Regions from separate parts of the Homo sapiens genome. Here region 1 is linked to region 2. Evidence: chromatin loops called from intact Hi-C (ENCODE). Cell type or tissue: CD4-positive, alpha-beta T cell. All regions are shown on one strand. Each heading gives the region's core, and the rest is flanking DNA. Links, peaks and the distances in the headings are about the cores only. Region 1 has its middle 15 kb from the start of UNC13A. Region 2 overlaps KCNN1 (potassium calcium-activated channel subfamily N member 1).

The links. A loop is a pair of places that touch in the nucleus more often than their neighbours do. Peaks named below come from ENCODE experiments on the same cell type or tissue, not always from the same donor. Only the 100,000 strongest peaks of a DNase experiment are listed, where the experiment ranks them.
Region 1: a loop joins it to region 2, with 5 times the contacts of the local background. A loop is called at or near these places in 2 of 110 quality-filtered maps.

Annotation. Positions count from the first base shown.
Region 1 is chr19:17,695,249-17,711,572 of GRCh38, forward strand. No RefSeq gene overlaps it. Among named protein-coding and RNA genes, the nearest start is that of UNC13A, 15 kb to the left of the region's middle. RefSeq lists a silencer at 6,111-6,338. In CD4-positive, alpha-beta T cell, for the core only: CTCF peaks have their summits at 8,815 (motif pointing right) and 9,014; a DNase peak (open chromatin) is centred at 8,763; H3K27me3 peaks cover 230 bases.
Region 2 is chr19:17,990,277-17,999,884 of GRCh38, forward strand. KCNN1 (potassium calcium-activated channel subfamily N member 1) reads left to right here. Exons shown (of 10, transcript NM_001386974.1): 8 at 2,778-2,786; 9 at 3,214-3,283; 10 at 7,876-9,608. The coding sequence ends at 8,130. Among named protein-coding and RNA genes, the nearest start is that of ARRDC2, 13 kb to the right of the region's middle. RefSeq lists silencers at 1,044-1,338, 6,626-6,875 and an enhancer at 6,510-7,011. In CD4-positive, alpha-beta T cell, for the core only: CTCF peaks have their summits at 6,754 (motif pointing left), 6,957 and 8,212 (motif pointing left); DNase peaks (open chromatin) are centred at 6,725, 8,215 and 9,525; H3K27ac peaks cover 396 bases.

The sequences.
Region 1 (16,324 bases), core at 5,929-10,928, 290 kb before region 2:
GACAGAGCGAGACTCCATCTCAAATTAAAAAAAAAAAAAAAGAGAGAGAGAGAGAAAGAAAGAGAAAAAGAAAAGAATAGAAGAGAAGGAAGGGAGGGAGGGAGGAAGGAAGGAAGGGAAAGAAAGAGAGAGAGGGAGAGAGGGAAAGAGAGAGAGACAGAAAGAGAGACAGAAAGAGAAAAAAGAGAAAGAAAGAGAAAGAAAGAAAAGAAGGAAAGAGAGAAAGGAAAGGAAAGAAACAAAGAAAAAGGAGGGAGGGAGGGAAGGAAGGGAGGGAGGGAGGAAGGAAGGAAGGAAGGGGAAAGAAAGGAAAGAAATCATTTTCTGCCCCAGCGTCATAAAGATCTTCCCATACGTATTCTACATTTTTTGAGTCTTGTCATTTGCAGTCATGTCTTGACTTCTCTTGGAACTGATTTCTGAGTGTGGAGTAAGATAAAGTCCAATCGCATATTTTGTCCATGGGGATGATCTATTGTCCCAATACCCTGTAATGAAACTCACAAAGCAAGTTTTCATGCATGTGTGGATTTAACAGCAAGCATAGACCAACCAGAAGTCAAGCAGTGCTGCTGGATGTCTGCCCACCTGGAAGTCTGGTCTAGGATCTCTCTTCTGTCCCAGAGGCTGATCTATTCCTGGTAGAAGCTTTGTGCTAATCGTTTACATCTGCCAACACCAGTCACTCATCTTGCTCTGCTTCACAAGCATCTGACTTATTCTTTGCTTTCTTCTCAGCTTTTTGGGTTGCATGGAGAAACTCAGTTGGGACTTAGATTGGAATTGCATTGAATCTATAAACCAAATCAGGAGAATGAGCATCTTTTGTGATTGAATCTTTCAAAGTGAACATACAGTGAATAATTCCATTTATCTATCTTTCAGCAAAGCTTATAACTTTGGGATTTTTTTCTAGATGCTTTGAGTATTTGGTGCTGTGGATAAGTGGCCTATTTATTTGGGGGACAGGGTCTGACTCTGTCACCCTTTCTGGAGTGCAGTGGTGCAATCATACCTCATTATAGCCCCAACCTCCCTGGCTCAAGTGATCCTCTTGCCTCAGCCACCCCAGTAGCTGGGACTACAGGTTTATGTCACCATTCTTGACTAATTTTTTATTTTTTGTAGATACGGGGTCTCCCTATGTTGCCCAGGCTGGTCTTGAACCCCTGGGCTCAAGCGATCCTCTTGCCTCATCTCCCAAAGTGCTGGGATTACAGTCGTAAGCCACTGTGACCAGCATCTATCAAGCTTTCTCAACTTTTTGTAAACCCAATAATTAGATGTGCACATTCTTTGGGAGTTTATTGCGTATGAGGATGTTATCTGCAAATAAAGACACTCTTTTTTTTTTCTTTTTCCTTTTTTTTTTTTTTTTTGAGGCAGGGTCTCGCTCTGTCACCCAGGCTGGAGTACAGTGGTGCGATCTTGGCTCACTGCAACCTCTGCCTCCTGGGTTCAAGCAATTCTTGTGTCTCAGCCTCCCACATAGCTGGGATTACCCTCCCCAGGCTCAGGTGATCCTCCCACCTTAGCCTCCTGAGTAGCCAGGACTACAGGTACACACCACCATGCCCAGCTAATTTTTTTTTTTTGAGATGGATTCTCACTCTGTCCCCCAGGCTGGAGTGCAGTGGCGCAATCTCGGCTCATTGCAACCTCCACCTCCCTGGTTCAAGCAATTCCCCTGCCTCAGCCTCCCGAGTAGCCGGGATTAGAGAAGGGACAAGAGTGAGTCCAGGTCAGGCAAGCCACCACGCCCAGCTATTTTTTGTATTTTTAGTAGAGATGGGGTTTCGTCACATTGGCCAGGCTGGTCTCGAACTCCTGGCCTCAAGGTCTCGAACGCCTTGGCCTCCCAAAGTGCTGAGATTACAGGCGTGAGCCACCGTGCCAGGCCTAAAGACACCCTTAATTCCTCCTTTCCACTCCTCAGAACTTTCATTTCTTGTTTTCTTTAGTAAAATGCGCAGCACCATGTTAACAGGCATTCCTGCCTTGTTCCAATTCTGAAAGAGAATGTTTCAACGTTCATCATTGATCATTTGGATCCAATTAATTTTTAAGCCCTGGTGCCTCATTTCATTCCCACCAACAGCATAGCTCGGCTGATTCGAAAGGTATTGATTTGAGCTGTCTCCTCCTCCCTCCAATTAATTATGCCATGCTGCTTCTGTCTTCTCTTGCCCTCTCTTCTCTGTGGCCCCCTCTTTTTTTTTTTAGACACAGTTTTCCTCTTGTCATCCAGGCTGGAGTGCAGTGGCATCATCTCAGCCTGCAACCTCCGCCTCCCAGGTTCAAGCGATTTTCCTGCCTTAGCCTCCCAAGTAGCTGGGATTACAGGCATGAGCCACCACACCTGGCTAATTTTGTATTTTTAGTAGAGACGGGGTTTCACCATCTTGGCCAGGCTGGTCTCGAACTCCTGACCTTACGTGATCCACCTGCCTTGGCCTCCCAAAGTGCTGAGATTACAGGCGTGAGCCTCCACACCCGGCCGGCCCCCTCTTTTATTTATTTATTTATTTACTTATTTTTGAGACAGTCTTTGTCACCCAGACTGAAGTGCAGTGACAAGATCTCGGCTCACTGCAACCTCCATGTGGCCCCCTCTTAACTTCATTCCCCTCCAGGTGCATCTGCATTTGGAGCCTTTGCAAACCCTGTGTGACTCTCTGTGTCTTTCCATCTCTCTTCTCTTGGCTTCCAATTTCATGCTTTCTCTCCACCACCCTAGGAAACCCACAAAGAAAAATAATGGAAAGAGAAGTGATGGGAGATAATGTACAGGCTGGTGAAAAGTACAACCCCCCCACCTGCAGAGTGAGGCTACCACTGCCAGCAAATGCAGACACATCATTCCTGCCTTGCTGAGCTCCAGGGCTTCCCCAGGGACCCTGCTCTTATCAAAACCTGCCCACCCCCGGTGCCAAAAGCAGCGATGAAAACATCTGGGCTTTAGATGAGAAGAGTTTCACGGCACAGCATCTGTCCAGCTCAGCTTTTGAATGGAGAATGAATGGTAAGAGCTTTTTTTCTTCTTTTTGTGAGATGGTGTCTCACTCTGTCGCCCAGGCTGGAGTGCAGCGGCACAATCACGGCTCACTGCAGCCTCGACCTCCCCAGGCTCAGGTGATCCTCCCACCTTAGCCTCCTGAGTAGCCAGGACTGCAGGTACACACCACCATGCCCAGCTAAGTTTTTTTTTTTTTTTTTGAAATGGAGTCTCTGTCGCCCGGGCTGGAATGCAATGGCGCAATCTCGGCTCATTGCAACCTCCACCTCTCTGGTTCAAGCAATTCCCCTGCCTCAGCCTCCCGAGTAGCTGGGATTACAGGCGCACGCCACCACACCCAGCTAATTTTTTTTGCATTTTTAGTAGAGAAGGGGTTTCACCATGTTGGCCAGGCTGGTCTCAAAGTCCTGACCTCAGGCAATGTGCCCCCTTCGGCCTCCCAAAGTGCTGGGATTACAGGCATGAGCCACCGCGCCCGGCCCCAGCTAATTTTTTGTACTTTTGTAGAGATGAGGTTTCATCGGGTTTCCCAGTCTGCTCTTGAACTCCTGGGCTCCAGCAATCCTCCCACCTTGGCCTCCCAAAGTGCTGGGATTACAGGCATAAGGTACCCGCACCCGGCTGGGCAGAGCTTTTTCTAGCAGCCCCAATCCAAGGCAAACTTGCTTGGTCTTCAGATAAATTCCCAGTCCTTACGGGGTGCATTTGATGTTCCTGGCACTGTGCAAAGCTCCATGGAGTAGACGGATACCGATGAGACGTCAATTTGTTCAGCCAGCGTTTGCTGGTGCCATCTGGATGCTGGGAACTAAGCTTGTCACCAGGTTCTGCCAGGCGACATTGTCCCTAGCATGGGAAGTGGGAATGAACAAGCAGGCAGAGGAAGTCAAGGACGATTATGAGGCGATGGGAAGGGTCTGGTGACAGAGAGGGATGGAAGGGGTGGGGGAATCTGCTTCCCGGAGGAGGCAACACGAGAGCCAAGATGTAAAAGAGGTGGAGCCAGGCAGGGAGAGAGATGAGGGACAGGCATTCACAGGACAGGTGCAAAGGCCCTGAGGTGAGGCTGTGCCTGGTGTGTTGGAGAAGCCGAGAAGGCTTGTGTGAATGAGTGAGGGGGAGAGAGGAAAAGAGAGAAAGGGGACCGGACATGGTGACTCACCCCTGTAATCCCAGCACTTTGGGAGGCCAAGGCGGGCAGATAACCTGAGGTCAGGAGTTCGAGAGCAGCCTGCCCAACATGGTGAAACCCCGTCTCCACTAAAAAATTACAAAAATTAGACAGGGGTGGTGGTGCACGCCTGTAGTCCCAGGTACTCCAGAAGCTGAGGCAGGAGAATCACTTGAGCCTGGGAGGCAGAAGTTGCAGTGAACAGAGATTGTGCCACTGCACTCCAGCCTGGGCAAAACAGCGAGACTCTGTTTCAAAAAAAAAAAAAAGAAGAAGAAGAAGAAGAAGAAGAATAGAGAGAAAGGGAACTGCGGGGGAAGGTCATTCAGGGCCTCAGGGCAGGGGATGGAGAAGGCTCTGGAATTTACTCTGAGATGGACAGACAGAGAGATGGAGAGAGAGTGACTGAGAAGGAAGAAGAGATGGGGGTTCAGCTCTGCAAGACAGGGCTGAGACTCCAGCCCAAGCCTAAGTGGCCACTGAGGTCTTGTTCTAACCCGTGTCTCCCCACCCCCAGACCTCTCTCTGATGCCCCCAACTGCACTGGCAGGGAGTGACCACCTTGAACGGAAAACGGAATCAGAACACTGTGGGCACTCCATAAACATGAGTGAGTCAGTACGTGGTGGAGGGAGTGAGGGAGGGATGGAGTCGGGGGCGGGGAGGGGGGCAGGTCAGCAGGGATACAGACTATGCCAGGCCTCCTGATCACAGGAAAGAGTGTGGGCTATACTATGAGGGTAATAGGGAGCCACGGGAGGGCTTTGAGCAGAGGAAGGGCGTGATCTGCTTTATGATTTTTTTTTTTTTGAGATGGAGTCTCGCTCTGTCGCCCAGGCTGGAGTGCAGTGGCGCGATCTCGGCTCACTGCAAGCTCTGCCTCCCGGGTTCACGCCATTCTCCTGCCTTAGCCTCCCAAGTAGCTGGGACTATAGGTGCCCACCACCACGCCCAGCTAAATTTTTTTGTATTTTTAGTAGAGACGGGGTTTCATATGTTAGCTAGGATGGTCTCGATCTCCTGACCTCGTGATCTGCCCATCTTGGCCTCTCAAAGTGCTGGGATTACAGGCGTGAGCCACCGCTCCCGGCCTGCTTTATGATTTTAAGAATCCATCTGGGGCTCCCTAGGGGAGCAAGGATGGCTGGGGGCAGGAGTGTAGGTGGCAGGGAGCCAGGACAGCATCCACACAAGATACAGCAGGCCCCTTAGGAGCTCAGGGAGGCTCAGTTTCATTCTGGAGCCGGAGACTGCAGGACCTGCTGATGCACTGAACATGCAGGGTAAGGAAAGAGAAGGGACAAGAATGAGTCCAGGTCAGGTGCAGTGGCTTATGTCTGTAATCCCAGCACTTTGGGAGGCCGAGGCGGGAGGATTCCTTGAGGGAGACCAGGATTTTGAGATCAGCCTGGGCAACAGAGTGAGACCCCATCTCTACAAAAATTTTTAAATGAGCTGGGCATGGTGGTGTGTGCCTGTAGTCCCAGCTACTCAGGAGGCTGCAGTGGGAGGACTGCCTGAGCCAAGGAGATGGAGGCTGCAGTGAGCTATGACTGCACTACTGCACTCCAGCCTGGGTCTAGGTGACAGAGTGAGACTCTGTCTCTTTTTTAGTTTGTTTGTTTTGTTTTGTTTGTTTGAGACAGAGTCTCCCTCTGTTGCCCAGGCTGGAGTGCAGTGGCACAATCTCGGCTCACTGCAACCTCCGCCTCCTAGGTTCAAGCGATTCTTGTACCTCAGCCTCCTGAGTAGCTGGGATTACAGGCACCCGCCACCACGCCCCACTAGTTTTTTGTATTTTTAGTAGAGACAGGTTTTCACCATGTTGGCCAGGCTGGTTTTGAACTCTTGACCTCAAGTGATCTGCCTGCCTCAGCCTCCCAAGGTGCTAGGATTACAGGCATGAGCTACCACGCTCGGCTGACCCTGTCTCTTAAAAAAATAAAATAAAGAGGGCCGGGCGCGGTGGCTCACGCTTGTAATCCCAGCACTTTGGGAGGCCGAGGCAGGTGGATCACGAGGTCAGGAGATCGAGACCATCCTGGCTAACACAGTGAAACCCCGTCTCTACTAAAAATACAAACAATTAGCCAGGCATGGTGGCGGGCGCCTGTAGTCCCAGCTACTCACGAGGCTGAGGTGGGAAAATGGCATGAGCCTGGGAGGTGGAGCTTGCAGTGAGCCGAGATGGCGCCACTGCACTCCAGCCTGGGCAACAGAGCAAGACTCCATCTCAAAAAAAATAAAATAAAATAAAATAAAGAGCGTATCCAGGAATCAGGACCCAGGCTACTGTGTGATAGTGGAGGCACCAACAGGATGGAGAAGGGGCAGATCTCAGGGCGAGTAACTATTCTAAGAGCCAGGTTTTGGCCTTGTGAGTGTGAAATGCCTGCAAGGCACTCAGTGGAAATATCCAATGCCATTGGATACTGAGGCCTGGAGCTCTGGGGAGATGCAGGCTGGAGACACCAATGGGATAGTCGACAACACGCAATGAGGTGTGGCTATTTGGGGCAAGGGCATAGATACAAGGTCAAGGGACACCCTGCTCTTCCAGGACTATCAAAGCCAAGACATCACACCCAGGGGTCCACCCTTTACAACTCTGTCCATGCCCAACGCCAGTCCCTGTTATCAGGTCAGCAGGAATGCTACCTGCAGGGAACATGGAATTCAGTGTCCTTGGGCTTACCATAGGTGCTCCTCTTCTTCTCTCAAGTGCCTATTTATTTATTTATTTATTTATTTATTTATTTATTATTTGAGATGGAGTATCACTCTGTCACTAGGCTGGAGTGCAGTGGCGCAATCTTGGCTCACTGCAACCTCTGCCTCCTGGGTTCAAGCAATTCCCCTGCCTCAGCCTCCCGAGTAGCTGGGACTACCATGCCCAGCTAATTTTTTTTTTTTTTTTTTTGTATTTTAGTAGAGATGGGGTTTCACCGTGTTGGCTAGGATGGTCTCAATCTCCTGACCTCGTGATCCACCCGCCTCGGCCTCCCAAAGTGCTGGGATTACAGTCAAGTGCTCATTTATAGATGGGGAGACTGAGTTCCTGAGAGTTTGGGGCAGCAGGCAGCGGGGCGGGGGAGGGGGACAAGGCTGGGACGTGAAGTGGGTCTGGAGTAACTCTCAGAATAGGCCGTTTCTGCAATGCAGACGTCTGTGTAATCGTTCATTCATTCAATGAACGTAGTTTGGATCCACACCCTTGCCCATCTCGCGCTGATCTGAAAGGGGACGTTTCTGTTAGGTGTGGTGGCTCACGCCTGTAATCCCAGCACTTTGGGAGGCCAAGGTGGACGGATCACCTGAGGTCAGGAGCTGCAGACCAGTCTGGTCAACATGGTGAAACCCCGTCTCTACTAAAAATACAAAAAAAAATTAGCTAGGCGTGGTGGCGCCTGCCTGTAGTCAGTCCCAGCTACTTGGGAGGCTGAAGCAGGAGAATCACTTGAACCTCAAAGGCAGAGGCTGCAGTGAGCCGAGATCACGCCACTGCACTTCAGCCTGGGTGCAACAGAGTGAGACCCCATCTCAAAATAATAATAATGATGATGATAATAATCATAATGATGAAAGGGGCATTTCAACGTTCACCATTGAGCACTCGGATCCAATTAATTTTTAAGCTCTGGTGCCCCATTTTCTTCCAGCCAACAGCTCAGCTAATTCCAAAGCTATTGATTTGAGCCTTCTCATCCCTCCACTTAATTATGCCGGTGCTGTCTGTATCTTCTCTTGCCCTTTTTTCTCTGCGGCTCCTTCTTTGCCAAGGTCAAGGGTCCAGCGAGCAAGGAGGATCTCGCTCAGCACAGGGAATTGGAGGAAGGACATTCCTGGCCGAGGGCAGGGTGTGTGCAAAGGCTCTGAGATTGGACCTCTTATTGAACTTAATTGTAGCTGTCAGGCTGCCTGGGGCAGAGAAATCGATGAGGGCAAACTTGGCTTATCGCCTATAAAATGAGGATAAAAAATAATGGTTTCTGCCAGGTGCGGTGGCTCAAGTCTGTAATCCCAGCACTTTGGGAGGCCAAGGCGGGCAGATCACCTGAGGTCAGGAGTTCAAAACCAGCCTGGCCAACATGGTGAAACCCTATCTCTACTAAAAGTTTAAAAATCAGCTGGGCGTGGTGGCGGGCGCCTGTAATCCCAGCTACTCGGGAGGCTGAGGCAGGGGAATCGCTTGAACCCAGGAGCCAGAGGCTGCAGTGAGCCGAGATCGCGCCACTGTACTCCAGCCTGGGCAACAGAGTGAGGCTCTGTCTCAAAAACAACAACAATAACAACGACAACAGATAATAATAATAATAATTAATAATAATGGTTTCCCAGAGAATTAAATGGGACAAAGGCAACATCAATCTTTTGAAAGTTCCAGGCCCTGCCCTGCAGGGATGTAGGGTGGAAATAACACTAGGCTGCAAAATGACTGGATGGGCCTGGAGTGGTTGGATGGGATTGGATGGATCATAAACAAAAGTGATTGGATTGGTCAAGAGGAGGAGACGGAGGCAGGAAATAAAGGCAGACAAAGGAACGTAATAGGTTCAGACCCAATGGAGGCGAGGTTCCGGACTCAGAGAGGGGGCCTCAGCCCAAAGTTCCCAGAGTGGCCAGCTGGGGGCAGCATAAGCCATTAGGCCATCCCAGGGCTGGGAGCAGAGGGGAACCAGGGACCCTCTGTGACCCTCTGACGGAGGTTAACTTATTTGACATGTGCCTGCAGTGTGCCAGACATGGAACAGAACTCTACAAGCACTCATTTAATCCCCATAATAGAGTTTGCAGATGGGGAAACTGAGAACAACAACGTTAAGTTGCTCACCCAACGTCACACATCAGGGGAGTGGCAGAGCTTGGATTTGAATTTAGGAAGCCCAGCTGAGGCCCTTAACCTCTGCACTCTACTGGCTCTCCTTCCCCTAAATCTCCTAAAATGACAGTTTAAAACTTTTTTTAAGGTGGCGCCGGGTGGGGGGTGGGGGGCGGGTGTGGGTAGGGCACGGGCATGGTGGCTCATGCCTGTAATCCCAGCACTTTGGAAGGCCAAGGCGGGCAGATCACTTGAGGTCAGGAGTTCGAGCCCAACATGGCCAACATGGTGAAACCCCGTCTCTACTAAAACTACAAAAATTAGCCGGGTGTGGTGGCGCCTGTAGTCCCAGCTACTCGGGAATCTGAGGCAGGAGAATCACTTGAACCTGGGAGACGGAGGTTGCAGTGAGCCGAGATCACGCCACTGCTCTCCAGCCTGGGGGACAGAGCGAGACTCCGTCCCCCACCAGAAAAAGTCAGGCCAGACGTGGTAGCTCACACTTGTAATCCTAGCACTTTGGGATGCGGAAAGATTGCTTGGGCTCAGGAGTTCAAGACCAGCCTGGGCAACAATAGTGAGACCTCATCTCTACTTTATTTATTTTATTTATTTATTTATTTTCTGAGTCAGAGTCTCGCTCTGTCACCCAGGCTGGAGTGCAATGGCACAACCTTTGGCTCACTGCAACCTCTGCCTCCCAGGTTCAAGTAATTCTCCTGCCTCAGCCTCCCGAGTAGCTGGGATTAAGGCGCCTGCCACTACGCCCAGCTAATTTTTGTATTTTTGGTAGAAATGGGGTTTCACCATATTGGCCAGGCTGGTCTCGAACTCCTGACTTCGTGATCTGCCTGCCTCGGCCTCCCAAAGTGCCGGGATTACAAGCGTGAGCCACCACGCCAGGCCCTCTACTTTAAATATGTATATATTTTTTAAGTCAAAAAAAGCAAGGGCTCCCTCTCAACACTCTTTCTGTGTATCTCACTTATATGTCAACTCTGGAAGTGGGTACCATCATTTCCATTTTACAGATGAGGAAACTGAGGCACAAAGGAGTGAGCTGAGGGCCAGGTGGTGTTATGTCCAATGTAAGTATCCTAAGAGCATGTGAAATGAATTTTTGGTTGGGCCTGGCTTGGAAAGGGGCCAGCACGAACCTTGTCTTCTGCAGCCTCCAGTACCTCCGCTGTCGCCACTGGATCCAGCCATGTCCCTAGACCCGCCCTAGCTCAGGGCTACACCCGGACTCACTCTGATCCTCCAAGTCCTGTTTCCCCACTCTAGACTGGCTGGAGACCTCGTGGACTCACAACCAACCTAAGAGGTTGAAGTAGGGAGGGGAGAGAACACTCACCGTGGGGCCTCTCTTTCCTTTGACCCGTGAGAAAACCATAGACCAGGGATGCCAAGGCATTTGCCCAAACCACCCAGGTAGTAGGAGACATTGCTGGACCCCAACTCAGGGGTTTGACTTCTCATATCTATAGGACCACCATAAGGGGACTGTCAGGCAGGCCTATCTCAGACCCTTGGTGCCCGCAGCTGAAAAGCACTCTGGGGCCCTATGAAAATGCTTTACCGGGCCCGGTGGCTCACGCCTGTAATCCCAGCACTTTGGGAGGCTGAGGTAGGCAGCTCACCTGAGGTTAGGAATTTGAAACCAGCCTGGCCACCATGGCAAAACTCCATCTCTACTGAAAATACAAAAATTAGCTGGGCGTGGTGACATGTACCTGCAATCCCAGCTACTCTGGAGGCTGAGGCAGGAGAATCGCTAGAACCTGGGAGGCGGAGGTTGCAGTGAGCCGAGATGACGCCACTGCACTCCAGCCTAGGGGATAGAGCGAGACTCTGTTTCCAAAAAAAGAAAGAAAAAAAGAAAAAGAGAAAGAAAGAAAGAAAACGCTTGAGACCCAGAGGCCTGTTCACTTTGGCTCCAAAATGCAAAAAGAGAACTGCAAAGTCCAAATGAATCGATGTTTAATTACATTCAGACACAGGATGTCACCTTTATTTGGGTTAAATTCAATGCATCTAGAAACAGCCCCGGGGTTGGTTCACTATCCCTAGGAAGACCTCAGGCAGATTGCTACCAGCTGCCAGAGAGCTACTTGTAGCCAGTAGATTTCCAAAATAAAATGATAAATTACAAGAATTAAGTAATACCAGGTGAGCGCTTAGCATATGCAGGGTTACACCCTCGGGCTGTTTTAACTCTTTTAATCCCCACAGCGACCCTACCAGTTCAATTGATGGCGAAACCAAGGCCCAGGGAGGTCGCACCTCTGGGGAGAGACAGAGCTGAGATTTGAACCCCACCAAGCTTGGTGTCTGTGCCCTTGACTCCTCAACCTCACGTTTTACAATAGGGTCATTAGTAGAAAGGGAGGTGCGGGGACGTTGGTGACCGTTAGACTTGCTGCGGGTCTGGATGTCGACACATGGTGCTGCTTGGGGGCCCAGACGTGAGCAGGAATTGGAAACTGGGTCTGGACCCAGGTTGGTCACCTCCGCCGGGGTAACAACACTGCGCGCCACTTTGGTAGGTCGCATCCAGCTCGGGATCTGGACCACGTGGCTGGGATGCAGCACAGCCCCTGACCACGCCCCTGTGACTGCCGCTGCCTGGACCACGGCTGGCGACCAATGAGAAGGCGCACATCAAAAGCTCCGCCTACAAGGCCGTTCTTGCTTGCTGATTGGCCATTTCAGCTTCCCATCACCTCTCCCATCCTCTGGCCTACAGCCTCCCTGGAATTTTTCCCACACATCTCCCCCGCAGGCCTTTGCACACGCTGTTCCCACAGCCAGAGATACCTTTTCCCCTCTTCTCCGGGATAAACTGCTTTATCCCCCCTTCTCTGCTAAGATGGCCCCTCCTCCAGGAAGCCTTCCCTGACTCCCAAAAGTGAGTGGAGGAGGTCAGCTGCTCTCATCACATTAGTTTTCTTATTTGCCTCCCAAGCAGGCTATAAGCTTCTTAGAAGCCAGGACTGGGTCTCAGATAGCTTTGTCTCTCCATTGCCTCACATAGTAGGTACTCAAGAAACGTATGTCAAATGGAATAATTAATGAATTAATCTGGTCTCAAAGATTGAGGAGCACTGAGCTAGCAGTTAGGAGCTAGGAAATCCTGAAGGCAGGGCTGGGACACCCGCTGCTGGCTTGGCACAGAGTCTAACACACAGTGAGTGCTCAATACATGTGTGTGGAATAGAGGAGGGAAGGGACATGTACATCATCCCTGAGGACGGCCCACAGTATGTGCTTGATGTTGGCTCACTGCACCATTTCATAGTCCCCCACAGCCCCAGGGACCTAAGTCAGTCTTATCACAGTTCCAGCCTGTCCAGTTGGCCACCTCTTTCCCCATTTGCCCCCCATAGCCAGCCCTGAGGATGGTGGCGGGAACATGGTTTCACTCTGTCGCCCAGAGTGGAGTGCAGTGCTGTGATCTCGGGTCACTGCAACCTCCACCTCCGGGGTTCAAGCAATTCTCATGCCTCAGCCTCCCAAGTAGTTGAGACTACAGGTGCGCACCACCACACCTGGCTGATTTTTGTATTTTTAGTAGAGACAGCGTTTCTCATGGTGGCCAGATTGGTCTCGAACTCCTGACCTCAAGTGATCTGCCTGCCTCAACCTCCCAAAGTGCTGGGATTACAGGAGTGAGCCACCACACCCAGCCCAAGCCATATATTTCAAAACAAAAATATTCAGCCGGGCCCGGTGGCTCACACCTGTAGCCCTGGCACTTTAGGAGGCTGAGGCAGTGGATCACAAGGTCAGGGGTTTGAGACCAGCCTGGCCAACATAGTGAAACTCCATCTCTACTAAAAATACAAAAAATCAGCTGAGTGTGGTGGTGGGCTCCTGTAATCCCAGCTATTTGAGAGGCTGAGGCAGGAGAATTGCTTGAACCTGGGAGGCAGAGGTTGCAGTGAGCCGAGATCATGCCACTGCACTCCAGCCCGGGTGACAGTGCGAGACTCCATCTCAAAGAAAAATTATATTTATATATATAATATATATAATATACAATATATAGTATATATACTATATTATATATTATATATAGTATATACGATATAGTATATATACTATATATATCATATATACTATATATAGTATATATACTATATATATCATATATACTATATATAGTATATATACTATATACTATATACACTACAGTATATATTTTATATACTATATATACTATAGTATATATTTTATATAGTATATATACTATAGTATATATTTTATATACTATATATACTATAGTATATATTTTATACAGTATATAAAATATATACTATATAAATTATATATACTATATATTGTATATATTATATATACAATATATAATATACGTATATATAATATATAGTATATAGTATATATAATATATAAATATATAATATATAGTATATAGTATATATAATATATAAATATATAATATATAGTATATAGTATATAAATATATAATATATAGTGTATATATAATATATAAAATATATACTATATAATATATATTATATAACATATAAAATATATACTATATAATATATATTATATAACATATAATACATATTACATATATAACATATAATATATTACATTATGTATAAATATATAATATATATTCACCATCAACTTCCACTCTGTGAGAATCAATTGCAACCACACTCTCTTCTCCCAAGAGACCCCCTGTGGTCCCCTTCAGAGCCCCCAGTTCCTCTACCCAGGGCACCTCCTGCTTTCACCCCTTCTTCCAGCCCATTCATGATCACCTGGAGAGTCTGTATCTGGTTCTGTCTCCCTGAGCCTGGAGGATCCTTGAGGCCAGGCTGGAGTGAGAGTAGCACAGAGGGTTTGGCTGGTGGTAGTGGGGAGGGGGATTGTTGAGTAAATGAATGCATCATCTGACTGGCAAACTCCCACACACTCCTCGAAACCCCAGTTGCAAAGTCTCGTTTTTCAGGATAAGTTCCCTGTCTCCCCAGACATAGTCCCCACTTTCCCAGCTCCTGGCTTCACCCTCTATCCCAGCCCTGACATCACAGAGATGGGGGACATCTGTGTCCAGCTGATCTTCCTCCAGACAGATGTCTCCTTGGGCACCAGGACTGAGACCGCTTGGGTATGCCAGCATCACCCAGCACAGGAAAGTTGTCAGGGAGTGTTTATTGAATGAATGAATGAATGGATGGATCTCTTGCAGGGCCTACAGTCAGTTCCCCTGGGTTCACATCCCAGTCATTGCACAGGTCACTGAATCTGTCCCTTGATGTCTCTGACCCTCACTTTCCAGGCAACTACATGTGTTTACTCGAAGCCCATGCCCCAGGTGGTTGTGAAGATAAACTAACACACAAATCTTGTGACTAAAGGGACGTCAGGCTCCCTGGCATCCCAGAGCAGGAGTGAATTTCACCCAGAACCAGCAGCTCTGTCCTCCCCCTGCCACCCCACAGGTGAATCGCCCCACCACTAGCATCAGCACCCAGAACAGGAATGTTGTCAACACAAGTGCTTAGTGAATGCTGATACATAGGGTTGGCCTGAGGACGAGGCAAGGAGACAAGAAAGGTGGCTATTAAAAATCTAACAACCTGAGCTTGGTACAGTGGCTCATGCCTGTAATCCTAGTGCTTTGGGAGGCCAAGGTGGGAGGATTGCTTGAGCCCAGGAGTTTCAGACCAACCTGGGCAACATAGTGAGACCCTGTCTCTACCAAAAAAAGAAAATTTTTTTTTTCAAATTAGCTGGGCACGTTGCCATGCACCTGTAGTCCCAGCTATTCAGGAGGCAGAGGCAGGAGGATCACTTGAACCCAGGAGATCAAGGATGCAGTGAGCCATGATCATGCTCCTGGACTCCAGCCTGGGCAAGAGTGAGGCCTTGCCTCTTATAAAAATAAAAAAAACGTGTCTGGGTGTGGTGGCTCACACCTGTAATCCCAGTGCTTTGGGAGGCCGAGGTGGGCCAATCACATGAGGTCAGGAGTTCGAGACCAGCCTGGCCAACATGGTAAACCCCATCTCTACTTATAATACAAAAATTCACTGGGCATGGTGGTGGGCACCTGTAATCTCAGTTACTCGGGAGGCTGAGGTGGGAGAATCGCTTGAACCTGGGATGTGGAGATTGTAGTGAGCCGAGATCATGCCACCGCACTCCAGCCTGAGCAACAGGGTGAGACTCCGTCTCAAAAAAAAAAAAAAAAAAATCTAGACCCGGTGTAGTGGCTTACACCTGTAATCCTAGCCCTTTGGGAAGCCGAGGCAGGTGAATCGCTTGAGCTCAGGAGTTCAAGATGAGCCTAGGCAACATGGCGAAACTCCCTCTCTACTAAAAATATGAAAATTAGCCAGGTGTGGTGGCGTGCACCTATAGTTCCAGCTACTTGAGAGGCTGAAGTGAGAGGATTGCTTGAACCTGGAGGAAGAGGCTGCAGTGACCTGAGATGATGCCACTGCACTCCAGCCTGGGTGACAAAGTGAGACCCTGTCTAAAAGAAAAAAACAAAAAGGCCAGGCGTGGTGGCTCATGCCTGTAATCCCAGCACTTTGGGAGGCCAAAGCGGGCCGATCACGAGGTCAGGAGATCGACACCATCCTGGCTAACATGGTGAAACCCCGTCTTTACTGAAAATACAAAAAAAAAAAAAAAAAATAGCTGGGCATGGTGGCGGGCGCCTGTAATCCCAGCTACTTGGGAGGCTGAGGCAGGAGAATGGCGTGAACCCGGAAGGCGGAGCTTGCAGTGAGCTGAGATCACGCCACTGCCCTCCAGTCTGGGCAACAGAGCAAGACTCCGTCTCCAAAAAAAAAAAAAAAAATCTGACAACTGAAATGTTGGTAGGAAACAGCCTAGATATTTGTTATCCAGCCATTCCAACCCTGGGTACTCACCGGAGAGACAGGGGGTATATTCACCAAAAGATACGTATAAAAAGGCTTAAAACAGCTTTTTTCTTTAAAGATTTTTTGAGACACAGGATCTCATTATGTTGCCCAATCTGTTCTCGAACTTCTGGCCTCCAGCAATCCTCCTGCCTCGGCCTCCCAAAGTGCTGAGATTACAGGCGTGAGCCCCCACGCCTGGCAATCAAAACAACAACTTTATCCACAATTGTCAACACCTTGTTGAGGCTCAGAAAACAAACCCCTAAAATGAAGGTCTCAGAAACACCAGATTTTCTCTGACCTTCTTCGCTGTCTCCGAGGACCCTTCCCCTCCGCCAGGGTTACCACAGAAACTAGAATTATTTTCCCCAAAGTAGGACAGAGAAACCAGAACTCCTTTTCCCCAA
Region 2 (9,608 bases), core at 4,609-9,608:
GAGTTCAACACCATCCGTGGCAATACAGGGAGACCCCATCTCTACAAAAACTAAGAACTTAACTGGGTGTGGTGGTGTGCCTCTGTGGTCCCAGATACTCGGGAGGCTGAGGTGGAAGGATCACTTGAGTCTGCAGGGTCAAGGCTGCAGTGAGCCATGATTGCGCCACTGCACTCAGCTGGGTTACAAAGTGAGACCTTGTCTCAAAAAAAAAAAAAGAAAGAAAAGAAAAAGAAAAAAAAGGCCGGGCGCGGTGGCTCACGCCTGTAATCCCAGCACTTTGGGAGGCCGAGGTGGGTGGATCACGAGGTCAGGAGATCAAGACCATCCTGGCTAACACAGTGAAACCTCGTCTCTACTAAAAATACAAAAAATTAGCCGGGCGTGGTGGCGGACGCCTGTAGTCCCAGCTACTCGGGAGGCTGAGGCAGGAGAATGGCATGAACCCAGGAGGCGGAGCTCGCAGTAAGCTGAGATTGCGCCGCTGCACTCCAGCCTGGGCGACAGAGTGAGACTCTGTCTCAAAAAAAAAAAAAAAGAAAGAAAAAGAAAAAAAAGAAGAAAGAAATTGCTTGATTCCCTATGTTGTTTCTTTGCCCTGAGAACTATTTAATAAAGTAGCTCTAAATCCTTGGCTGCTCATTGAAGTCACCAGGGGGCTTTTTAAAAATCCCAAGAGCCACATCCAACATCAGTTACTTAGTAGAGTCTGGGTTGCAGTCTGGGTTTACATTTAAATTCCTCAAATGACTGCTTGGTTGGGCATGGTGGCTCACACTTATAATCCCTGCACTTTGGGAGGCCAAGGAGGGAAGACTGATTGAGGCCAAGATTTGGAAACCAGCCTGGGAAACATAGTGAGACCCCACTCTATGTAAAAATTAAAAAATAAAGCGAGGCGTGGTGACTCACACCTCGTAATCCCAGCACTTTGGGAGGCTGAGCCAGGAGGATCGCTTGAGGCCAGGAGTTTGCAACCAGCCTGGGCAACAAAGTGAGACCCCGTCTCTACAAAAATAAAAAAATTAGCCCAGTGTGGTGGCATGTGTCTATGGTCCCAGCTACCCAGGAGGTTGAGGTGGGAGGATAACTTGAGCCCAGAAGGTCAAGGTTGCAGCGAGCTGTGATTGCGCCACTGCACTCCAGCCTGGGCCACAGAGCAAGGCCTTGCCTTAAAAAACTATATATGGCTGGGTGCAGTGGCTCACGCCTGTAATCCCAGCACTTTGAGAGGCCGAGGCAGGTGGATCCCCTGATGTCAGCCTGGCCAACATGGCGAAACCTTGTCTCTACTAAAAATATAAAAATTAGCCGGGCATGGTGGCACGTGCCTGTAGGTTGTACTGAGCTGAGATCGCACCACTGCACTCCAGCCTGGGCGACAGAGTAAGACTCAGTCTCAAAAAATCAAAAATAAAATATATTAAAATAAGTAAATAAATAAAATTTCCTCAGTTGAGTCCAATATGCAGCCAGTCAGCAAACTTTTTCTGTAAAGGGCCAGATGGTAAATCTTTCAGGTTTTATGGGCCAGACCGTTTCTGTCCCACTCTTCAACTCTCTGCTGCTGAGGCAGGGAAGCAGTGAGGATAACCTGGTGTGGCCATGTTCCAAAGAAACCTTATTTTCCAAGACAGGCGGCCGGCTAGATTTGACCCACAGGCCATAATATGCTGACGACAATGCTGTCCACTAGAATATCACGTGAGCAACATATATAATTTTAAATTTGCTAACAGCCACATTAGAAAAAAGTACAAAAGGCTGGGCGCGGTGGCTCACACTTGTAATCCCAGCACTTTGGGAGGCCGAGATGGGTGGATCATTTGAGGTCAGGAGTTCAAGACCAGCCTGACCAACATGGTGAAACCCCATCTCTACTAAAAATACAAAAAAATTAGCTGAGCGTGGTGGCACATGCCTGTAGTCCCAGCTACTCGGAAGGCTGAGGCAGGAGAATCACGTGAACCTGGGAAGCTGAAGTTGCAATGAGCCAAGATCACTTTGAGACAGTCCCCTGGACTGGCTTAGGTACAGAAGGGAGTGCCAGCAGGTGCAGTGGCTCATGCCTGTAATCCTTTTGGAGGCTGAGACGGGCGGATCACATGAGGTCAGGAGTTCGAGACCAGCCTGACCAACATGGTGAAACCCCATCTCTACTAAAAATACAAAAATTAAACCAGGTGTGCTGGTGAGCGCTTGTAATTCCAGCTACTCAGAAGGCTGAGCCAGGAGAATCGCTTGAACCGGGGAAGTGGAGGTTGCAGTGAGCTGAGACCATGCCACTGCACTCCCGCCTGGGTGACAGAGTGAGACTCCGTCTCAAAAAAAACAAAGGGATGGTCAAAAGGGGCGAGGGCATACACTAACCAACTCCCCCTGCGGCCAGCTGTCCAGAGACCAGGGTCACCAGTGCCAACACCAACACCAAGTAGCAAGTGTGGGTTCAAATCCTGCCGGGGTGCGGATGGGCAGTGGCTTTACCCCTCTGAGCCTCAGTTTCCCCCTCAGGAGATGGTGTCGGCATAGTTTTCTGAATGAAACACCGCCTCCGGTGGTGGTGAGAGGACAGGTGTGCCCCTGAGGGGCTGGCACAGAACCCTCAGAGGCTGGGCACCTCCCCAGAGCAACGGCAGCCCCTCGGCCATCTGGGAACCCCGCGCGGGGCCCTAGGGTGGCATCCCCGGGAGGTGGGCAGGGTTGGGTACATGCCGAACAACTGTGCTGAGGTTAAAATTGCCTTGTGATTTTTCTCCTGCTCTGCCCGGTCCTGCCAGGGCTCAGAAGTAAGTGTTCTCCCAGGGGCTTGGTGGGGCTGGGAAATCGGGGGTGCATGGTGGTCACAGACAGGGGGTACACCCGGGGCATGCCAACCCCAGCCTCAGAGGCGGGCAGGGTTCACATCTGCCCCATGGATCCGTGCAGGCTTCACCTTGGTCTGGGATCCAACTTCCTGGGGCAGTCCTGAGTTGGGCCGGAGACAGGACCAGCCAATGGGTGGTGTGGGCGGTGGCCAGGCTGACTTCTGGCCCTGGCGCACCGGCTGTGTACTGGGAGGGAATAGACTACAGGGAATCGGCCTCCCAACTCCCACCTCATCCTCTGATGCATGTCCCATAGGTGACCCCGGGTGGGTGCATGAAAGTCCCTGCCCCCACTGCAGCCTCCACGGGAACCTGCCTAACCCCCTCCCCCAACCCCGTGTCCCCACAGGCTCCGGAGTGTGAAGATCGAGCAAGGGAAGCTGAACGACCAGGCTAACACGCTTACCGACCTAGCCAAGGTGAGTGGGTTGGGGCAGGGTGGGCCAGACAGGGCAGGTGGGGCCCCGGAGCAGATGGGATGGGGCTCAGCTCCTGCCGGAGGAGGGCACAAGGACCCGCTGTGGGCTGAGTGCAGTGGCGGGCGGATCGCTTGAGCTCAGGAGTTTGAGACCAGCCTGGGCAACATGGTGAAATCCCGTCTCTACAAAAAAAATACAACAATTAGCCAGGCGTGGTGGCGGGCGCCTTTAATCCCAGCTACTTGGGGGCTGAGGGAGGAGAATCGCTTGAACTTGGGGGGTTGAGGCTGCAGTGAGCCGAGATGGCACCACTGCAGTCCAGCCTGGGTGACAGAGTGACACCCTGTCTCAAAAAAATGATAATAATTTTAAAAATAATTTAAAAATTTAAAAAGAGTACACAATTAGGGGGCTAAATGGGTGAAGAGGTATTTCTAGATTTAGGCATACCACCTCAATTCAAGATCTGAAATGGAAGAGAAAAAATTCCTTTGCTATGGGTATAAATTCAAATGATAGCCTTGGGAGAAAGCTTTGTATAATTTGTATAGCAATTAAACATCTGTCAGGAAATTTAAATTGATTGCAAGAGAAATTGGGGCCAGCTGGGTTCAATGGGTCATGCCTATAATCCCTGTACTTTGGGAGGCTGAGGCAGGCAGATCACTTGAGCCCAAGAGGTTGAGACCAGCCTGGGCAGCACAGAGAGACCCCATCTGTACAAAAAGAATAAAAAAATTAACCAGGCATGGTGGTGAGTGCCTGTAGTCCCAGCTATTAGGGAGGCTGAGGCGGGAGAATCACTTGAGCCCAGGAGGTCAAGGCTGCTGTGAGGTATGATCACTCTGCTGCACTCTAGCCTGGGCAACAGAGCGAGACCCTGTCTCAAAAAAAAAAAAAAAGCAAGAAAGAAATCAGTTTGTGTTATACATGGATCTGTGTGTTGATTCGAATATCAAGTCATCTCCCACTTTTTTTTTTAGCTTTATTTATTTATTTTTTGAGACAGAGTCTTGCTCTGTCACCCAGGCTGGAGTGCAGTGGCGTGATCTCAGCTCACTGCAACTTCCGCCTCCCGGGTTCAAGCAATTCTCGTGCTTCAGCCTCCAGAGTAGCTGGGATTACAGGCATGCACCAGCATGCCCGGCTAATTTTTGTACTTTTAGTAGAGACGGGGTTTCGCCATGTTGGCCAGCCTGGTCTCGAACTCCTGACCTTAAGTGATCCACCCCCCTCAGCCTCCCAAAGTGTTGGGATTACAGGCGTGGGCCACCGTGCCCAGCCCATTTCCCACTTTTTGAATTCTTCCACTGGAAGATGTGTCACTGGACCAGTTGCAATTAATCAAGTGCTTGAGATCTTTGCAACACTGATTTGAATTCCCTTCTGACCAATGACATAGTTTCAGAAAATAGCTTTTGCTCAGTGGCTACATCCCCTGATCTATCAGTCAGCTTGAGGCTAATTTCATGTTATCTTTAGAAAATGTTAAGTCCCATTCTATTTTATTTCTTGTCCCCAGTGCATTTTGGACTCACTTCCTCCATCACTAGGAAGAGAATGCAATCTAGCTTAATATTAACCTACAAGAAATTTAATTTGGAAGGGAATCTTCTTTTTTTTTTTTTTCTGAGACAGGGTCTTGCTCTGTGGTACAGGCTGGAGTGCAGTGGCAAAATCATGGCTCACCGCAGCCTCAACCTCCCCAGGCTCAAGCAATCCCCCCAACTCATCCTCTTGAGTAGCTGGGACTACAGGCGCACACCACCAGGTCCTGCTAATTTTTGTATTTTTTGTAGAGATGGGGTTTCACCATGTTGCCCAGGCTGGTCTCAAACTCCTGAGCTCAAGTGATCCTCCCGCCTTGGCCTCCCAAAGTGCTGGGATTACAGGCGTGAGCCACCGCACCCAGAAAAGAATCTTACAGAGAGAAAAACATATTCTAGACCCCTGAAGATATACAGTTAACTCTCGAACATGGGGGTTATGGGGTGCTGACCCCTTAAAAGTCAAATATTCCCATATAACTTCTTTTTTTCTTTTTGAGACAGAGTCTCACTCTGTTGCCCAGGCTGGAGTGCAGAGGTGCGATCTCAGCTCACTGCAGCCTCCATCTCCTAGGTTTAAGGTATTCTCCTGCCTCAGCCTCCTGAGTAGCTAGGATTACAGGTGTATGCCGCCACGCCTAGCTACTTTTTGTATTTTTAGTAGAGATGGGGTTTCACCATGTTGGCCAGGCTGGTCTCGAACTCCTGACTTCAAGTAATCCACCTGCCTTGGCCTCCCAAAGTGCTGGGATTACAGGCATAAGCCACTGTGCCCGGCCTCATATAAGTTTTGACGCCCCCTCACCCCAAATTTAACTACTGATAGCCTACCATTGACCAAAAGCCTTACTGATAAACAGTTGATTCACATATATTTTGTGTATATATACTGTATTCTTACAGTAAGGTATGGTAGAGAAAGGAAAATATTAAGAAAATCAGGCCAGATGCAGTGGCTCATGCCTGTAATCCTAGCACTTTGGGAAGTTGAGGAGGGGGGATCACTTGAGCTCAGGAATTCAAGACCAGCCTGGGCAACATGGCAAAACTCCATTGCTACAAAAAAAAAAAAAAAAAAATAGAAAAATTAGCAGGAGGCTGAGGTGGGAGGATCACTTGAGCCTGGGAGGTAAAAGCTGCAGTCAGCTGTGACTGTACCACTGCACTCCAGTCTGGGAGACAGAGCAAGACTCTGTCTCTAAAAAATAAAATTTTAAGCCTGGGTGTAGTGGCTCATCCCTGTAATCCCAGCACCTTGGGAGGCAAAGGTGGGCGGATCACCTGAGGCCAGGAGTTCAAGACCAGCCTGGCCAACATGGTGAAACTTTGTCTCCACTAAAAATACAAAAATTAGCCGGGTGTGGTAGCGGGCACCTGTAATCTCAGCTACTTGGGAGGCTGAGGCAGGAGAGTCGCTTGAACCCAGGAGGTGGAGGTTGCAGTGAGCCGAGATCATGCCTCTGCACTCCAGCCTAGACAACAAGAGCGAGACTTCGTCTCAAAAATAAAAATAAAAATAAAAATTTTAAACCTCAGAAAAGACTAAAAAGAACCACCTGAAGGCTGGACACTGCTCTGGCCTCCAGATGTCACCCTCTGGCTCTAGGGACTGTGGTGCCTGAGAGAGGCCAGGGTAAGGTCAGTGGTGCTAGGAGGGGAGGCCCCCACAAGGTGTTTGCACTCGGAGTGGGGTCTGCCTTGCACTGATGGAGGGAAAAGGGTAGGGGGCACAGTGGAGGAAGCTGGGAGGAAGAGGCTGGGTGTGAGAGGACAGAGGAGCTGGGGTGGGCACCTCGTCCTGTCCTGTCTTCCTTCCACCACTGCCTCCATCCTCCCACGGAGGCCGCCGCGGGGTGGCAAACCGGTGTCCTGACCCAGCTGCGCTCAGAGCCGTGGAGTGATGTTCTAGTGCCACCTGGTGGCCAGAGTGGTGTCTGCACCCAGGACTGTCCCTGCCTGGCCGGCCTCCCCTGCCCATAGGGGGACAGTGCCAGAACCGGGCAGTTGAGGTGGTAGGGATGCCCCACTGGCTGCTGTAACAGTAATTGTGGCTGTCGTGTTCCCAGTCTGTGATTGCGTCAGATTCTCAGGGCAGTCACCTTCGTCATTAGACCCCTGTCCCCTCCCCAGCCTAATGGGAGGGGTGGCAGTTCACGACTGAACAGGGTCCCCCCTCCTCTTCTTCCTAGGCAGCCATGTCCCCACGCTCCTGCTGTTCCCCAGCCTGGAGCAACGTCAGCCCCAAACATCCCCCAGGTCTGTGGGTACCACTTGAGCACTGCCTGTGGCTATGTGTGCCCTGTGGCCACTAGACCCCCAGGGCAGCTCTGGGCATGTCCCCCCACCCCAGAACCTCACTAGGCCTTTCCCAGGCCTGCCAGCCCTGAGCTTGGCTTGCTTGCTTTCTTTTTCTTGAGACGGATTTTCCCTCTTGTCACTCAGGCGCACTGAAACCTCCACCTCCTGGGTTCAAGTGATTCTCCTGCCTCATCCCCCCCGAGTAGCGGGGATTACAGGTGCCCGCTACCACATCCGGCTAATTTTTGTATTTTTAGTGGAGACAAAGTTTCACCATGTTGGCCAGGCTGGTCTCAAACTCCTGACCTCAGGCGATTCGCCTGCCTCGGCCTCCCAAAGTGCTGGGATTACAGGCGTGAGCCACCACAACCAGCTGAGCTTGGCATTTAAGACCTGTCTTTTAGGCTGGGCGCCTCCCGGAAAGAGGAGGTTGTAATGAGCCGAGATTGGGCCACTGCACTCCAGCATAGGTGACGGAGGGAGTCTCTGTCTCAAAGAAAAAAAAAAAAAAGAGAGAAAGAAAAGACCAGTCTCTCCCCTCATCCACTCTCCAATCCTTCCCTGGGCCCAGCAAGGGACCTCTGGGGCTGGGGGTATCCTCCCAGCCACCCCTCACACGGGCCCCATTAGTGGCTGGCACCCACCTGGAGCGTGTGGGCTGTCCCTCTCTGTCATTGGTGTCGTGGTATCGTCCTTTCCTCTCTCACTCAGCGGCGCCTCTCTCCTGCCCCTCTCTGTCTCCCGCAGACCCAGACCGTCATGTACGACCTTGTATCGGAGCTGCACGCTCAGCACGAGGAGCTGGAGGCCCGCCTGGCCACCCTGGAAAGCCGCTTGGATGCGCTGGGTGCCTCTCTACAGGCCCTGCCTGGCCTCATCGCCCAAGCCATACGCCCACCCCCGCCTCCCCTGCCTCCCAGGCCCGGCCCCGGCCCCCAAGACCAGGCAGCCCGGAGCTCCCCCTGCCGGTGGACGCCCGTGGCCCCCTCGGACTGCGGGTGACGGCCCTGCCCGCCACCAGACCCCTAAATCTTGGCCATCGTGTGGCCGCCACCTCCGGGAAGCCTTGTACAGTGGCGCCTCTTGGAGTTCAAGAAGCCAACGCTGAGTCAGGCTGAGTGGACTGAGGCCTGCCCCGCCCAGACTGCCCAGGCAGAGGGCAGGGCTGGACCATGGGTGAGGGCAGGGGAGCCCGGAGCTTCCTCTGGTCACCTGGTCCCCCGACTCTCCCCAGGCCCCCGGTGGGCATGGAGCAGCCCGGGGAGGGGTCCGTGCTGGTTCTGAATAAAGCAGGACCCGCCTAGTGGCTGCCTGTGTGCATGGCTGGAAGGCACTGGTGATGTCCCAGGAGGTAGACCTCCAGCCCTGGGTACCAAGATGAATGTGGGAATCAGAAAAACCTGTTCCCATCACCGGCCTAGCCTAGAATCCTAGCCTAGAAGCCCTCTCTCCCTCTGGGCTGGAGCTCAGTGAGGGACAACTCTCTAGGGACACCTGTACCAGCCCCACCTGGCGCTGAGATCCCTCAGACAGCATGGCCCAGCCCTGGCCAGAAGCATCGCTCCCCTTCAACCAACCGCGTTGATGGACACCCACTGTGTGCCAGGCCCCAGCGGGGCCCATGGGGGAGGTGACCTGGGTGAGGAAGGTCATTTGGGTTTTTGTGAGATTTGTATTGAGCACCTGCTGTCTACAGAGAATGTGATGATGTCAATTACCACACTGATTCCTCATCAGAACTTGACCATGGTGGGATGGGGGGGAAACTGAGGCCCAGAGAGGTGAATCTACCTACCTGGGACCACACTGCGAGGAAGGATGGTGCATTCAAACTGGAAATCCCCTAGGCCAAAGTAAAGAACCGGACTGGCTGGGCACAGTGGCTCACACCTGTAATCCCAGCACTTTGGGAGGGTAAAGCGGGCGGATCACCTGAGGTCAGGAGTTCAAGACCAGCCTGGGCAACATGGTGAAACCCTGTCTCTACTAAAAATATAAAAATTAGCTGGGTGTGGTGGTGCACGCCTGTAATCCCAGCTACTTGGGAGGCTGAGGCAGGATAATCGCTTGAACCCAGGAGGTGGAGGTTGCAGTGAGAAAAAACCTGGACTTGGTGGAAGGGACTCCATGGAGGAGCCATGGGGACGTCAGGAGGAGGGGTTATTTGGTGACATCCAGGGGTCAGAGAGACCCTTCAGGGGTGGGCTACAGGGGAGGGTTCCAGACACAAGTAGAATCAGAAAGGTCCCTGGAGGCCATGGGCTTGGGTGCTGGGAGCAACAGGCATTTACTTGGCAGATGCTGAGCCCTGGGTGGGGCGAGGAGGCCTGGCTCCTGGGGAGACGACGCTGTGCATAGCCGAGGAGCCCCAGGTCCTGGCAGCCTCTGATAAGGCCATCCATCGCCTGGCTCAACGAGATAACTAGGCCGTGGCTGGTGCATGAATGACCAGCTTGGGCCCACGCACGAGAAGGGTATGA